Linked DNA regions of Homo sapiens: region 1 is linked to region 2. A link is a loop called in an ENCODE intact Hi-C map of the cell type or tissue named here. Cell type or tissue: heart right ventricle. All regions are shown on one strand.

Region 1 (8,000 bases), 620 kb after region 2:
CGGGCGCCTGTAGTCCCAGCTACTCAGGAGGCTGAGGCAGGGAATTGCTTGAAACCAGGAGGAGGAGGTTGCAGCGAGCGGAGATCACGCCATTGCACTCCAGCCCGGGCAACAGAGTGAGACTCTGTCTCAAAAAAAAAAAAAAAAAAAAAAGATTTCTTTGCTGCAGGGCTTTTCTGAGCATCTAAACACTAATATGCCCATATCACAAAGTGCAAATGCTTCCATACATGAAGAGACCCTACAATCAATAACAAGACCAGCAATCTATTTTTTTTTTTTTTTTTTGAGACTAAGTCTTGCTCTGTCGCCCAGGCTGGAGTGCAGTGGCATGATCTTGGCTCACTGCACCCTCCACCTCCCAGGTTCAAGCGATTCTTGTGCTTAGCCTCCTGAGTAGCTGGGATTACAGGTGACTGCCACCACACCCAGCTAATTTTTATATTTTTAGTAGAGACGGGGTTTCACCATGTTGGCCGGGTTGGTCTCGAACTCCTGACCTCAAGTGATCCACCCACCTCAGCTTCCCAAAGTGCTGGGATTACAGGTGTGAGCCACTGTGCCCAGCCTATATTTTTTAAATGGGCAAAAGTGTATTATCTTGTTCCCTGAAGATGCATACAACCTATGACCCAGCAATTCCAGCCCTGGCTATATATACTCTGCTTTAGAAGTTTTTGCCCATGTGCACTAGGAGATATGTACTAGAATGTTCCTAGCCACATTGTAATAACAAAAATTTGAAGGTGACCCACAAAGCCATCAACAGGAGAAAGGGTAAATTGTGGCATATTCATACAATAAAATATGTTACAGCATTGAAAATTAACAAACTGTAGCTATTGTAACATGGACACATTTCAAAAACAATGCTGAGGACTTCGAAAAATGTTGAATAAAATAATATCAGTTATAGAACTATATATATAGTTCAATACCATTTATATAAAGCCTTAAACATATACAATAATATTTTGTTTAAGCAAATATATAATCTCTTGATAGGAAGATAGATAGAAGATAGATAAAGAAGAATGAGCAAAAGTTATAGACAGTTCACAGAAAATAAAATGTAAATGGCATTATATGTAAATGTAAAAAAATGTAAATACTGGAAGAAAAAAGGCTCATTCTCACTATGACTTAACACATGAAAATTAAAATCACAGTGAAATATAATTTTCTACCTTTTACATTGGCAAAGAACAAAAGTGTGATAATGCATTGTGCTGGTAAGGACAGAGGGAAACAGGCTTGCGCCTAAATTGCTGGTGGGAGGGAATCTGGCACAACTACCCTGGAAGGCAATTTGGCAACATTGATCAAAACTGAGAATGCATATTCCCTTTGACCCAACATTCCATTTCTAGGTTTTCTGCCTTAGAGATAACCTCCTAGGATTGCAAAATGACTTGTGTACAAGAGTATTTACCGCCATGATGATTGCAATAGCAAGAGATTAGAAGCATCCTAAATGTGCATTATAGGACATTTAAATAAATTATGGTACATCAGCTGGATGAAGTGCTATATGGTCATTCAAATGCATGAGACGGCTCTATGTGTACTGATAAGGAAAGAGTGCCAAGATACATTGTTATGTAAAAAAGTGCTATGCAGTATAGTATGCTCCCATTCTATGAAAATATGTGCATATATAATTACCTATGTCATATATTTATATGCGTATAGGCTCACCCATGCATGACTGTCTCTTGAAGGCTTCCCAAGAAAACAATGTGTTCCTCTGATGCGGGGACCTGGGTGGTGGGACAGGAGAGGGAAGGAGACTTACTTTCTGCTGCATGTAAATCACAACTCATAGCAGACCTAGCCCGTCCTTTCCACCTTACCTGTCTCTTCTTCCAGCCTCAAGCAGTGACAGCACTGTGTGAGCATCAGCCCACTTCACAGAAGTGCCATCCTGCTCTTGCACTTCCTCTTGCTTCCCCTTCAGGGCATCTCTGTGGACCTTACCACTTCAGGACCACCCCTAGTGCCCACGATTGCCCAACTCAGACACAAGGGAAAATTATCTTCCATGGAGCCAATCTTCAGCCAATTGGAGACTGGACCTGATGGAAATTTCTTCTCACTTGTCCTTTGCTATAGCAACCCTGAAACACAGTTTAATATGGCTTCTCAGGGAACAGTCCCTTGGGATCCAGCAATCAGTTGCACTTAGCGGCAGCCAGCTCAGTGTCAAATTCTCATGTCGGCTCTTCCTCCTCTGTGGCCACTCCCTAACCCTCTCCCTAGGACTGCACTTCTAATCAAGTCATAGCATCTAAGCTCTGTTTTTTAGGGGGCTTGAGCACAGACAAGCTCTTTTGCACCTTTAGATTTCATCCCTTGTAATGTACCTACTAATACATATGTATATAATATACATATTATACACATTAGCATATATGTATGTGCTAATATGCACCTTGAATCTGCAAGAGGGGATAGAGAATAGCATATATACATTTCCTACTCTTGGTTGACTGTGGACCCTTTCTTGGGTACCCGCTGTCTTCTTGGCATTCCATGGGAAACAGTTGGTAATCCACCCCACACTGCTTTGCGTCCCAGTTCTGTCCTCTGGGGCCCCCTAGACGAGCCTCTGCCTTTATTCCATGACAACCACCTCATAAACTGAAGGCCATTATCCTTCTCCTCTTTTCCAGTTAAGGGTCTTCTGCTACCTTAATAAGGTCTCTGACAGGCTCCCCCAGACCCCTTGACAGCTCAGCCGTTCTCCTCTCTACAGTCTTCAAACCTTGATGTGCTTTTTAATCTATGACACCTAGAAATAAATAAAAATCTTGGAAAGTGGCCGATGAGCACAGACAAAAATAAGGCTGTCACTCTTCCGGCTCTGGACGCGTTGGCTCTGCCCAGTCCGTGGAAGAGGAGAGACTTCCCTGTTTAGCGGCTGCATCACACTCTGGCTTCTATTGATCTCGTGGCCAACAGACTCCCCCCGGTCTTTTGCACAAGACCGGCTGCAAGCCAGCCTCCCACATCCTGTACTTAGGCAATCGATTTTTCTGAACCTGAAATGCAAAGCGCACACTCACTCATCCCTGGTAGGCTGTATCCTGCTAGAATCAGCCGCCGGCCCAGGCCTGCCAGGATCATGTGAATCCTAAATTGGCCAGCACAGCACAGGGAGGTGGAGAAATTTGCCCTTAGGCTGGTCTGCCACAAACTGACTGTGTGACTTTGAACAAGTTCTGTGTCTTTGTAGAGTGGGAAGGGGTGATCTCTAAGGTCTCGCCCAGCCTGACACTCTGAAACACTTGAATGATCACTCTCTCTCCCAGCTTTGTGATCAACCTGCCCTCTGTGTCTGCATCTACCAGGCTGCTGATCCAAGTGTGCTGATGAGTTCAGGGCCAAGCACAGACCTTGAAGGCAGGCTACCAGTGACCCCCTCTAGGTGGAAATGGAACCATCCATCAACCTATTTTGGCTAGGTTTGTTAAATGAGCTATGAAACCAGTAGCTGATTTATGACCAGCCTACATTTGGGTCTGTCTTCTGTTTACTATCCTGCCTTTTCTCATCCATTGGCTTGTACATGTGAAAACACCTGGCCGGGCGTGGTGGCTCACACCTGTAATCCCAGCACTTCGGGAGGCGAGGCAGGCGGATCGTGAGGTCAGGAAATTGAGACCATCCTGGCTAACACAGTGAAACCCCGTCTCTACTAAAAATTAGCCAGGCGTAGTGGCGGGCGCCTGTAGTCCCAGCTGCTCGGGAGGCTGAGGCAGGAGAATCACTTGAACCCGGGAGGCAGAGGTTGCAGTGAGCCAAGATTGCGCCACTGCACTCCAGCCTGGGCAACAAAGCGAGACTCTGTCTCAACAAACAAACAAACTAAAAAAAAAAAACACCTAACACAGTGTCTAGCCGGAAGTCTAAGCAAGGTATGTGCACACTTCTTTTTGCTTCCTTCTCAGCTCTGCTATAACTATGTTCCTGCTCTGTATCTCCTGCCTTCTTTTATACCCAACTTGCCATGTGACTCCATGGCTTTGTGAAATGGACACGGGCTTTGTGACAACCGTGTTTGTCCAGCCGACCACTAAATTGGGCTGAGTGGTCACCAGGAGGTCCCCAGAAGACTGACCTCTGAAAAACTCCATATTAATTCCCATTGATCTTGGACCAAGGAGAGAAAACTTTACACTTGTTTTGCCTTAGTCTTGGGGTAGGAACTAGGTTTTATTTCCATTCTCTGTGTTTCTAAATCCTAACCCCATTGGAAAGATTATGGTGAGCACCTCAGGAAACTTTGCTTCCAAAGGCACATGGAACACACATCCAGGAAAATTAAATTTTACATTTAAATTTAAAAATTTATAAAATAAAAATAAAATGGAAATTCTTCCACCAATGTATTATCTAACAGGTGAAAAAATAATACAGACTAAAGAAAGAGAAAGATGGAAACACTGGTCTTTATGAAATGGACAAGATTCTCCCATTGAGTTACTGGAAAGATTGAATGCAATTCTATGTGGTCTCTCCTGGCAGATTGGCACATTGGGGGTGCTTAATGTTTTGCTTTTGTTTTTGTGTACGAGGGGTATTGGTTCTAATTATTCAGATGTTAGAGAGTTGGAGAGGTCTTTAAAGATCTGCTAATGAATCCTCTTTTTTTTTTTTTCAGACAGAGTCTCACTCTGTGGCCCAGGCTGGAGTGTAGTGATGATCTTGGCTCACTGCAACCTCCACCTCCCAGGTTCAAGCAATTCTCCTGTCGCAGCCTCCTGAGTAGCTGGGACTACAGACATGGACCACCACACCCAGCTACTTTTTTTTTTTTGTATTTTTAGTAGAGACAGAGTCTCACCATGTTGGTCAGGCTGGTCTCAAACTCCTGACCTCAAATGATCTGCCCGCCTCGGCCTCCCGAAGTGCTAGGATTACAGGCCTGAGCCACTGTGCCTGGCCATGAATCCTTTCTTAGCAGATAAGGACCCTGAGGCCCAGAGAGGAGCAGAAGGAGAGGCAGCCACTTGCTAGCTCTTCGTCCTCCCACCGGGAGACCATGTTAAGTTGCTAATGATAGTATAAGGTAGTGATAATGGCTAACACGCATGGAGTACTCACTATGTCCTACCACTGTTCTCCCACCCCATCCTCACAACAACCTTACGAGAGAGGTATGATTATTTTTTCAAGTTTCTAGATGGGGAAACAGAGACACAGAAAGGTTAAGCAATTTGCTCAAGGTCACACAGCAAGTAAGTGGCAGGGCAGGGCTTCTACTCCAGCAGGCCAGCCTCAGAGGCTGCAAACCCAAAGGGCTAAAGCAATGTCTGGGAAAGAACACTGCCTCCCTGCTTCTCCTCTTGCCACTGAAAGGGACTCTCCTCACAGCTGCAGCTCCTGTCCTCGTCAACCATTAGCTGGCCAATGCCATTCCTCCACTCAGCCCCCTGAAGGACCCCTCATTGGGTGAGAATCAAACCACACACCCGCTTTCCTCCTCGGTCCACACGTGACTCTGGCCTGTCCGAGCTCCTGCTCACTGCCCTCCAGCCACACAGGCCTCCTGGCTGTTCCTTGAACCCACTGAGTTCATTGGCTACTCAGAGACCACACACCTACTGTTTCTTCTGCCTGGAACACTCTTCCCCTGGGTTTAATTCAGGTCTCTGCACAAATGTCACCTCCTCAGAAAGGCTTTCCCTGAACCATTGAAAGTTCTCCTCTCCCTCCCTTGACTGTCATTCTCTTCCCCCTCCCTTGCTTTATTTCTCTTCCCAGTGCTTATCCTGACCTGAGGGGTTTGCATGATCTATTTGGGCCTCCATTATTTGCCTCCCCCACTAGAAGGTGGGAGGCCGTGAGCTCCCTGCTGCATCCCTAACACCTAGCACAGTGCCTGGCACATTGCAGGCATCCAATCCATCTTTGTTAAAAGAATGACTAGATGCAATTGCCTCACTCTCCTGACATCCAGGCCAGGGCTCAGGCACCAGGATCACCTGCTGGATGAACACAATCAGCACAGGCAGGAGGCAGCTGTCTTAAACATCCCCACCCTGGACTCCTCCTCCACATGTTGAATCCTGGAGAACAGACAGGGGAGAGCTGGCTTTCTAGGGTGCAGTGGGCAAGAGCAGCCCGGGGAACTCATCATCAGGGTCTAAAGGGCACATAGGGAACAGACTGGAGCCAGGGGCCAGGAACAGGGGAGGAAGCAGCCCCCACAGGGCTAACCAGGCCCAAGACAGCATCATTTCCAAAGGCCCATCCACGAGGATCCTAGTATGTAGAGCCAAGGCTTGAAAGCACAGACTCCAGAGCCAGCCCACCTATTCCTGGTCAGTAACCTTGGACAACCAGTGCTCAGCTGGCCTCCTCATCTGCAAGGCTGCAGTGGAATGAGCTGCTGGACATGAAATGCCCAGCCCAGGGCCTGCAGGGCAGAGATGCTTGTCACACACACCTTTCTCCTCTCTTTGGTTCACCTTTCCCCTTTTCTCCTTCCCCTAACTCTCCAATACCTTTGCCCTTCACACTTTCCTTCAGAGTCAGGCTGGCTAAGGCTTCCAGGCTGATGCATTGTCCATGAGGGCAGGGAAGACACTCCCCCAAAACTTATATGTACTGTATTGAGTCTTCCAGAGACCCTGCACACTTTCTCCTAAGCTCAAGAGCTCCTGGAACATGGCACTGGAGGCGCCTTGATTACATGCAAGAGGAGAGGAAGGGAGTCCACAGTACTTCCTTGTGTTTGTTTCTGTACTTGAAGTAAAATTCACGGGACATAAAATCAACCATTTTAAAGTGTACAGTCCAGTGGCATTGAGCGCCTTCATGGGGTTGTGCAACCATCACCTCTATCTAGTTCCGGAACATTTTCATTGCACCCAAAGGAAACTCCATACTCATTACACGGTCTTTCCCCATTCCCCCTGAGCCCCTGCAACCCCGAGCCCTCCCCGAGCCCCTGCAACCACTAGTCTGCTTTCTGTCTCTGTGGATTTGCCTATTGCGGACATCTCATTTAGATGGAGTCATACAATGTGATCTTTGTGTCTGGCTTCTTTCACTCCATGTAATATTTTCGAGGTTCATCCACATCGTAGGAGGTATTAGTACTTCATTTCTTTTCAGGGCTGAATAATATTCCCCAGCAGCACTTCTTAATTCATAAGAAAGACAGTGGCCATTCCACATTTGGGCAGGGCTTTTCCTGGAGCTGGGCAGGGGCATGTGGAAGGAATTCAAAGAAGGAGTAAGGAGGGAAGACAGGGAGTAGGAAAGACGGAGGAAGGAGGGAGGGAAAGAGAGAGGGAGGGACGCCACCCTATAACAAGGATGAATGCAAGCAGCAGGGCTCAAGAGGATGCAGCTTCCAAGCCATGAGGGTGCATTTTGGTGACACTCAAAGATCAGCGAACGGTAAACACCTGAGCTAGGCAGCCCCGGGCTGGGCACGAAGCCCCAGAAGTTACAGCTTCTGCCCTGTGCATCTCGCCCACTCGCCGTTCTCACAACTTTCTCTTCTTGCACATGGGTCCTTTGGCAAGGCTGGCACCCCTGCCACCCTGCAAATACAATGAACACCCCACTCTTTGGAGAGGCCTTTCCTCTCTTCCACTGCTGGGGGACCTTGGTGCGCGTCAGGGTAGCTGCAGGGGCCGACTGCACTGTCCTGGCACCTTTGCCAGATCACAGAGGCCTGGACCCCCCACTACTTAGCTGTGGGCCAGAGCTTTGGCTTTGCACTTTGTGTCGAGGAGACATTCAGGGGACAAGCCAGGGCAGACGGGACTCCCACGTTCTTCGTTTGTTCCTTCACAAGGGTGTGGGGGTGGAACTGCAGGATGGGGCTTCCCTGGGATGGTTTAATTCAGTACAGAGACCCTTGTTTTTCCTGGAGCTTGGAAAGCCAGTTCTCCACACCTGGGGCTTAGCTGTGTCATGCCAGGGAGCCCAGCCAATCGAAATATTGACTGAAGTCAGGTTTGAAGGCTTTTGATGACCCAGCT
Region 2 (8,000 bases):
CATGGGGCTTGTGGGTTTTCTCAGTGTGAAATGCTTTGCAATCATTGTCTCTCCCTCCCTCTTTCCCCCATGCTACTTCCTTCTAACATAGCTTAATTAAGCACCTCTTCTAAGTGAAGTTCTGGGCTAGGGGCTAAATTATATAGAAATTATTGTCTATTAAGGGAGAGACAGGAGCAAATGGATAGGTACAAGCCCAACATGGTAGCCATTTATTGAATAGAGAAAGACCCAGGTTCAATGCATACAAAGCAAGAAGGCAATGAGCAGCGATCCCAGGGAGGTTCCTGGAAAGCTTCAGATAGAAGCACGTGGGGCAGATCTCGAAGAAGGAGCAAGAACAAGGAACAGAGTCCTCCTGGGGAGCATGGGAAGAAGGCATGGCAGGCACAAAGGCATGGAGGTGGGAAATCCTCTGAGCAAGAGTATCCACCCACACAGGGGCGTCAGTGAACACTGGGAGCCTGAATTCCAATCCTTGATACCCTGGTTGATGCAGATTGGAAGTCTTACTGGAGCTCAGAAAAGTTGATGGCCCTAAATAGAAAACTCCTATTTGAATGAACCCATCATGATGTCAGCACAGACTGGGGTCAAGGCAGAGTTTGCCTGCCAGAGAGTGGGTAGAGCAGAAAGAGGGCAGAGCTTGAAGCAGGCAGTCCTGGCTTGTAATTCAGGCCCACCACTGCCTAGCTCTCTGGTTGTGGGTCACTACAAACCTCTCTGAGCCTTGGTTTCATCACCTTTAAAATAGGAATAGGTGACCTGGGCATTCTGTTGAAAATCACATCCTTTGTTGAAAAGATAGTGAGAAGATGGGGTGGGTGGGTGGATAGAGACCAATTTACACTGAACGTGGCACTGGGGAGACACAGAGAATAAGCTGTTAGTCACTCTGAGCTCTGATAGGCTGAGTGGGGCCGGGAGGTGTGGGAGTCCAAAGGAGGAGCCCTTCGCTCTGCCTGGGAGGTTTAGAGTTTTCCTGGCAGCAATGAGAGCAGAACTAGGGGCCTTCCCACAAGGCAGGTGGAAATTCAGAAGGCTAAGAAGGAAGCAAGGGGAATTCCAGGTAGAGGGGACCAAAGGACAAGGGAACCAGGAGCAGTTCTACTCAACTAGGAAATGTGAAATGGGGAGTGATGAGGCTGCAGAGGCTCGACAGTGGCCTTGAATGTTGAGTTAGGAACTTGGACTCTATCTCATATGCAGCAGGGAGACATTTAAGAATTAGAAGCATGAGAGAAAGGATTAGTCGGGCTCTGTCACCAGGACAGTGATAGTGGGCTAAGGAGAGGCGGTTGCAGAAGTCCTAGATACTGACATGAAAGGTACTTGTGTGAAGTCGAGTTTATCATACTGCAGGGACAATGTAAAGCAGACACCACAGTCTAGTGTGCCATTGAGGTCCCAGGGATGGGATGGGCACTCTTCCCTAACACAGCCCTCCCTAGCTCCAGACAGGACAGCCCAGGGCCTTGAGAAAGAAGTTGCTGCAGGGCCCAGGCCTTCCAACCAGCCCCTCTGCAGGGACAGGCTCCTCAGGCCCTGGTGGCCTAACTGGGGTTGTTCTAGCTGGAGCCCGTGTGGCCATGAGAAACAGCCCTTTTTGCTCAAGCAAAACAATGACCTTATGGGAAGAAGATGGTGGTATTTCACAAAACTCAAGGGTGAAACATTCAGCCCCGCCTCTGAGGAACTAGAATCAGGAACTGTAAAGTCATGCCTATGGCCCCTCTCCCTCTCTTGCTGGTTCTCTTCCTCTTTCTCCTCTCCATTTTCCAGCCAGCTTTCCCTGTGTAGAGGGGGTGCACAGCTGCCTGGCCCCAGCTCCCTAGCCTCAACTGTCATGGCTCCAATGTCCTGGGGAGAGTCTGACCATCTGAGCCCAGGCAGCAGATCAGCCACCTCAAGGCAGACACCCTCCCTTGCTGCCCTCAGCCCTGTGGCCAAGAAAGGGGGTGGTCTCCTTTACAGCAAGGCTCCAGAGCCCATCCCCGCGGGTTACGATGGAGGGTGGTTCTCAGAGGAGGGACGCTGGCACTGGACTGGCCCCCAGAGGTGGTCTATTCTATGTAGTCCCTGACCCTACCTGGCACTGTTTGTATTATTGGCCAGGTAGAATTGGTCAAGGGACATCCGGGTAAGCTCGCCCCCAAGGTGCACCGTAGCGAGCTGGAATGCACAGGGCCTCCATTCACCTCTTCAGGAAGGAGTCAGAGACAGTGAAAATGAAACTCTGAAAAGTCCCCATGTTTTGCTTTGTGGATGGTAGAGCCAGGAAAAGAGAGGGTCTGAGAGGCGCTTGTCTTTGCATGCAGTAAAGAGGGGTATGGGAAGAATGGCCCCTTTGCTGCTGGCCTGGGGGAGCAGGTTTAGAGCCCAGGGACCTGGGGGAGGTGGCAGCTCTGGGGAAGAAGGGGCTGAGTCTAGGCTGAGTCCCTGGGGCTAGAGGCCAACCCTTAAGCAGCCAGCTGCCTAGAGCAGAGGGCAGGGGAGGGCCCGGAACTTCTGGGGTGGGCCTGCGGCGTTCCTTTGTTTCTCCATTCTCCTCAGATGGCACACAGCACCAGCTCGAGGAACCAGAGTCATTTGGTTGTTTTCCCCAAATGTGGAGGATTCTTTCCCCTTTCCCTTCTCACGTGTTGCCAGAAGCTGGGCTTCCTGGGGGTTCTCATAAACCCAGGCGGCTCTGCAGTCATTTTCATATAGAACGTTTTCCCTAAATAGCTGAGAAGGCCAGCTGTAGCTGCTGGGACAGAAAACAGCATTGGCTGCTGGGGGATGAACACAGATCCTGTTCTTGTGCTTGGCAGCCCACTTCCCTGGAGACACAGCAAGTCATGGGGCCTCTGGCCTCTGCGCCACCCACTTCAACTCCAGCCACTGTTACTTGCCAGTAGAGGTCTGAGGTAAATGACTTGATCTCGCCAAGTCTGTTTTCTCACCTGTGAAATGGGAATAATGACAGTACAAAGAAGGGTTGTGGTCCCCAGAATTTAATGAGACACCTGCGGAAAGCACTCAGTAGGGTGCCTGGGTGAGTTCTGTGATGTTAATGGTTTTAATTACTACTGACCCTGCATTGGCACACACTGCAGGGGCTCCGCCCTAGTTCCTTTATTTGCTGATTTTCCATGGATAATTATAATGCATCTGATATGCTAGCCACCCTGCCTCCTCAGTGGTTTTTGAACTCTCCCCACAAATTGCCACCTCTGCAATTTCACTTGGGCTCTTTTCTCCTCTAAAAATGCTTCTCATGAGTATTTGTATTCACACCTGACCAAGACCTCATCATTCCTCAGGGTGCAGCTAAGGTCCGTACTCCTTCACTACAGCTTTGCAGTGGACCCAGGAAGGAGCTCTTCCTCTCTTCCCCCAAAGCTCAGAATTTCTTTTTCCCTTCCCTTCCCTTCCCTTCCCTTTCCTTCCCTCCCCTCCCCTCCCCTCCCCTCCCCTCCCCTCCCCTCCCCTTTCCAGGGTTTGGCTCTGTTGCCAGGCTGGGGTGCAATGGCACAATCTTGGCTCACTGCAACCTTCACCTCCTGGGCTCAAGCCATCCTCCCACTTCAGCTTCCTGAGTTATCTGGGACTACAGGCGAGTGCCACCATGCTGGGCTAATTTTTGTATTTTTGGTGGAGACGGGGTTTCGCCATGTTGCCCAGGCTGGTCTCCAGCTCCTGGGCTCGAGCAATTCACTTGCCTCAGCCTCTCAAAGTGCTAGGATTACAGGCATGAGCCACTGTGCCCGTCTGAATTTCTTTTTGTTTAATTATTTTTTTTAATTGCAGGAGCTTTAGGAGTACAAGTAGTTTTTGGTTACATGGATGAATCACACAGTGGTGAAGTCTAGACTTTTAGTGTACTTGTTACCCGAATAGTGCGCATTGTACCCAATAGGTAATTTTTCATCTGTTACCCCTCTCCCACCCTCCCTGCTTCTGAGTCTTCAATGTCCATTAAACCACTCTGTGTGCCATTGCATACCCATAAGTGCTCGGAATTTCAATGAACCTCTGTTAGAGAAAGGCAGCATCATGCAGTGCACAACTGTGCAGCCTCTGGGTGCTAGATCAATGCACACCTCTAGCTGTATGACTTTGGTTTTTCTGTGCCTCAGTTTCCTTGTGTGTCAAAGGGAAATAATACAAATAGTGCTTTCTTCACAGAGTTGTTGTGAGCATGGAATGAAGTGATACCTGTAAAACACTGACAGTACTACCTGAGAAGGGCTCATTGAAGGTTGGCTATTTCCATGAAATAATCTTCAAAAACATGAATTTTAATGGCTGTATGAACTTCTATTGTGTGGGTAGATCATAATTTATTTAAACACCCCCTTATTGTTGAGCATTTCAGCTGTTTCCAATTTTTCACCATTATAAATAATGCTGTAGTGAACATCTTGTATATAAATCTTTCTGTTTATCTCTGATTGCTTTCTTAGAAGAACTTCCCAAATCTTGTTTGTCTAAGAACAAAGCTCTGTCCCCAGACTTTTAAACAATGCCCTTTGAAATAAAAGTAAAGGCTATTTTCCATCAGAGTAAGAAACATATGGAACATGTTAACCAAGAAGTGGTTCAAGAGGAAGGTCGAAATAGGTTCAAGATGGGTTTAGATCCATTTCAAGATGTCTGACATAGAATGAGTTATAAAGCTCCCCTCCAGCCCCCTTTCCTCCAGAGGAAAGGAAGGGTCTTGATCCTCAGGGACCACCGATTTCTCTCGTTGAGGCAGTTCCAGGGGGCTTTGAAGTTCTCAATGTCAGAGAAACAACAATGACAGATCAATAAAAGAAGGCAGTCTGCGGGCAATCCAAAATTCCTCCAGCCAGTAGGGGGCGATGTCGTCTGTTTCTCTTGGCTGCCTGGAACCTGGTAGTTTTTTTTGTTTGTTTGTTTTGTTTTGTTTTTTGCTAACAAGGACTCCCTTTATTGATGACCTAAAACTTTGGCTTACATTTTATGTATCTCTCCTGTCTGTTTTTCGTTCCTTCCTCCACTTCATACCTTCCAGCACTCACACATTCATTCAGGAGAAATCCAGTGTGTTCTTCCTCTGGGCCAGACATCAAGATGGTTTTTAGACTTCTATCTGGAGACACTTGCATTGAAGGCTCCACCTCACACACATCCAACATATTAAATATAATTTTTTTCTGTAGAATTATAGGAATTTTTTTTTTTTTCTGAGACGGAGTCTCGCTCTGTCACCCAGTCTGGAGTGCAGTGGCGCAATCTCGGCTCACTGCAAGCTCCACCTCCCGGGTTCACGCCATTCTCCTGCCTCAGCCTCCCCAGTAGCTGGGACTAGAGGCACCCGCCACCACACCCGGCTAATTTTTTGTATTTTTAGTAGAGATGGGGTTTCTCCGTGTTAGCCAGGATGGTCTCGATCTCCTGACCTCGTGATCCGCCCGCCTCGGCCTCCCAAAGTGCTGGGATTACAGGCGTGAGCCACCGCGCCCGGCCAGGAATTATTTTTTATAACTTCGCTTTGAAATTATTTGGCTACTCGTCATTCATTTGATGCTTGTTTCGGTTTGATCTCTCAGCGATTATGAGGGGTACTCAGGAATTCTTGCGAAGTAAGAAAATCTAACTTGCACATTGTTTTCAGATAGAGTGAAGTTTTTATAAATACTAAATGAAACCATTAGTGAGGTTGATGTAATACTTTGTTTTGTAGACATTCCATTAAAATTTTACTAATTTCCATTGCAAAGTTTTCCCTTGATGTTTTGGATCTCATAATTTTGTTTCTGGGTCTCATACTTTTTTGGAGATCTCTCAAAAGTTCTCAGACCCTCTAGCACCAAGCAGATAAGAGAGCCCTGCCACGCTGGGAGATGGAGGGATGAAAGACTCTGTGCGGACTGTACAGAGCTGCTGGGCCACAGAGCTTGTCAGTGGACAAACTCCTGTTACCAAAGAGTAAGAGTACTGTTACATGAAATGTGATCAGGATACAGTGAAGATATCATCTTCCCTGAGCGTCCTTATGGAGAGGAGGGGCTCAGTGGAGACTTGAAAGAACAGACATCACCGAAGCCAGAACATGAATGCTGAACAGGACTTTTCTGATTCGAGGAGGAAGGGCATTGCAGACGAGGAAATAGCACATGCAAAGGGGCTGGACGGGAAAAGAATATCTGAATAGACAAAGGTGACTCAGCTGGACCCGCAAACAATGATCTCTAGGCCCTTGTTTTTCCAGACGAGCAGCACTGGCATCACCTGGGAACTTGTCAGAAATGCAGACTCTGAGGCCCCCAGAATCAAAACCTTTATTTTAACAGGATCCCAGGTGACTGGAATGCACGTCAGGGTCCGAGAGGCAGGCTCTAGTTCTGACAGGATCAGAAATAGGTCTCCTGTAGCCAGAGCAGAACAGCAGTTGTCTAAGTTGTTTTCAAGCTTGGCCTGAGAATTCAGTCCCTGAGGGCTCAGACAGTTTCACCCATTGCTTGGAGGGTTGGGGCTTTTCCTGCTCAGGGACTCTTCCACCCGCTGGGCCTGCATCGTCCCTTCTGCTGGCCTTTGCTCCAGACAGCCTGTCTTGCCTGATGGCTCCTTCATCTGGCACACCACCGATTACCTAATAGACTGTAGGCTATGTGCTTACTTTATTCCTGTGAGTAATTGATCACATTAGGATGAGCAAGGGGCAGCATCAGGAAGAGAAGAGAGAAGAGACATCAATAACCAGGGGAAGGAAACCATGCTACAGTCAGCTAATTAGATGTCTCACTGAGGCAGCTTTTTAAACAGAATGGTCCATCTTGCTGTTGTCGGTTGACCATGCCCTCCCCTGCTTCTATGTGTGGCTGGGCTTTCCGATGAGTTAGGGGTGGTAAGTAGTAAGAGCTCCAGACCGAGTCAGAAAACTTGGTTGCCAGGCTAGGGGATCTTAAGCAAATTAGTTATCTCTGGGCCTCAGTTTCATCAACTGTAAATTGGGGAGGGCTGGATCAATGGGTTACAAACATGGCTGATATCAGAATCACCAGAAATACTTCTAAAAACATAGATTCCAAGGTCACATCTCCTAAATGCTGATACAGTCGGTACAGGGTGAGAATAGGAATCCTTGTGGCAAAAAGCATCTCAAGTAACTCTGACACAACTGCATGGGAAACTGGGAACCACTGGGTTGGAAAGATAACCTCTAAGCTCCTGCCCGGCATCATCCGTTTCAGATTGTCCATAAGGATGGATTTTCCCAAACCTCTTACAGAGCAACAGTGCAGTCCTGGCGGGGGAGGAGGGGGAGACAAGAAAGACAGGAAACTCATCTTCCACTCCTGGCTCTGTCAGCAATTCATTGCCTAACAACAGTTTCTCCCTGAGACTCACTTAACTCACCTATACATACACTGACAGGTATGACAATTCTTTCATCTGAGCATCATACCAATGTGTGCAGAGGTTCCCAAGCATGGGGAGATTTAAAAAAAACAGATACCCTGACCAAAATAGTGAAACCCTGTCTCTACTAAAAATACAAAAATTAGCCAGACATGGTGGCATGCACCTGTAATCCCAGCTACTCGGCAAGCTGAGGCAGGAGAATCGCTTGAACCTGGAAGGCGGAGTTTGCAGTGAGCTGAGATTGTGCCAGAGCAAGACTCCATCTAAAAAAAAAACAAAAACAAAAAACAAAAAACAAAAGAAAAAACACCAAAGCAAAACAAAAAACACAGACTCCAGGTCCCCATCTACCCACATATCACTCTTGAGTACATCTGGAGCAGCTCAAGACAGTATGTGTTTAAAGCCTGCCAGATAATCCAAAGATCAGCCAGTGGCCTGGCCAAAGGCATTGCTCAATAGGACCCCTGGTGCCCCAGTGCACGTGCAACAAGGCAGGGTCTAGCTCAGGAGGGCCACTGCCATGTTGGTGGGAAATGTGGACTGCAAAGGGACCCAGGCATATCCCACTCACCTCTTGGTTTTCAAGAGTTTAGACAAATCCTGTCAGGGGAACACTCAACAGT

Evidence for each region. A loop is a pair of places that touch in the nucleus more often than their neighbours do. Peaks named below come from ENCODE experiments on the same cell type or tissue, not always from the same donor. Only the 100,000 strongest peaks of a DNase experiment are listed, where the experiment ranks them.
Region 1: a loop joins it to region 2, with 2.2 times the contacts of the local background. A loop is called at or near these places in 22 of 110 quality-filtered maps.

Annotation. Positions count from the first base shown.
Region 1 is chr15:70,346,160-70,354,159 of GRCh38, forward strand. No RefSeq gene overlaps it. Among named protein-coding and RNA genes, the nearest start is that of LINC02205, 160 kb to the right of the region's middle. In heart right ventricle, no CTCF peak of the experiment used is centred here; a DNase peak (open chromatin) is centred at 3,022; H3K27me3 peaks cover 2,359 bases.
Region 2 is chr15:69,724,509-69,732,508 of GRCh38, forward strand. No RefSeq gene overlaps it. Among named protein-coding and RNA genes, the nearest start is that of LINC00593, 110 kb to the right of the region's middle. In heart right ventricle, a CTCF peak has its summit at 4,837 (motif pointing right); DNase peaks (open chromatin) are centred at 1,555, 1,803 and 4,813; H3K27me3 peaks cover 2,082 bases.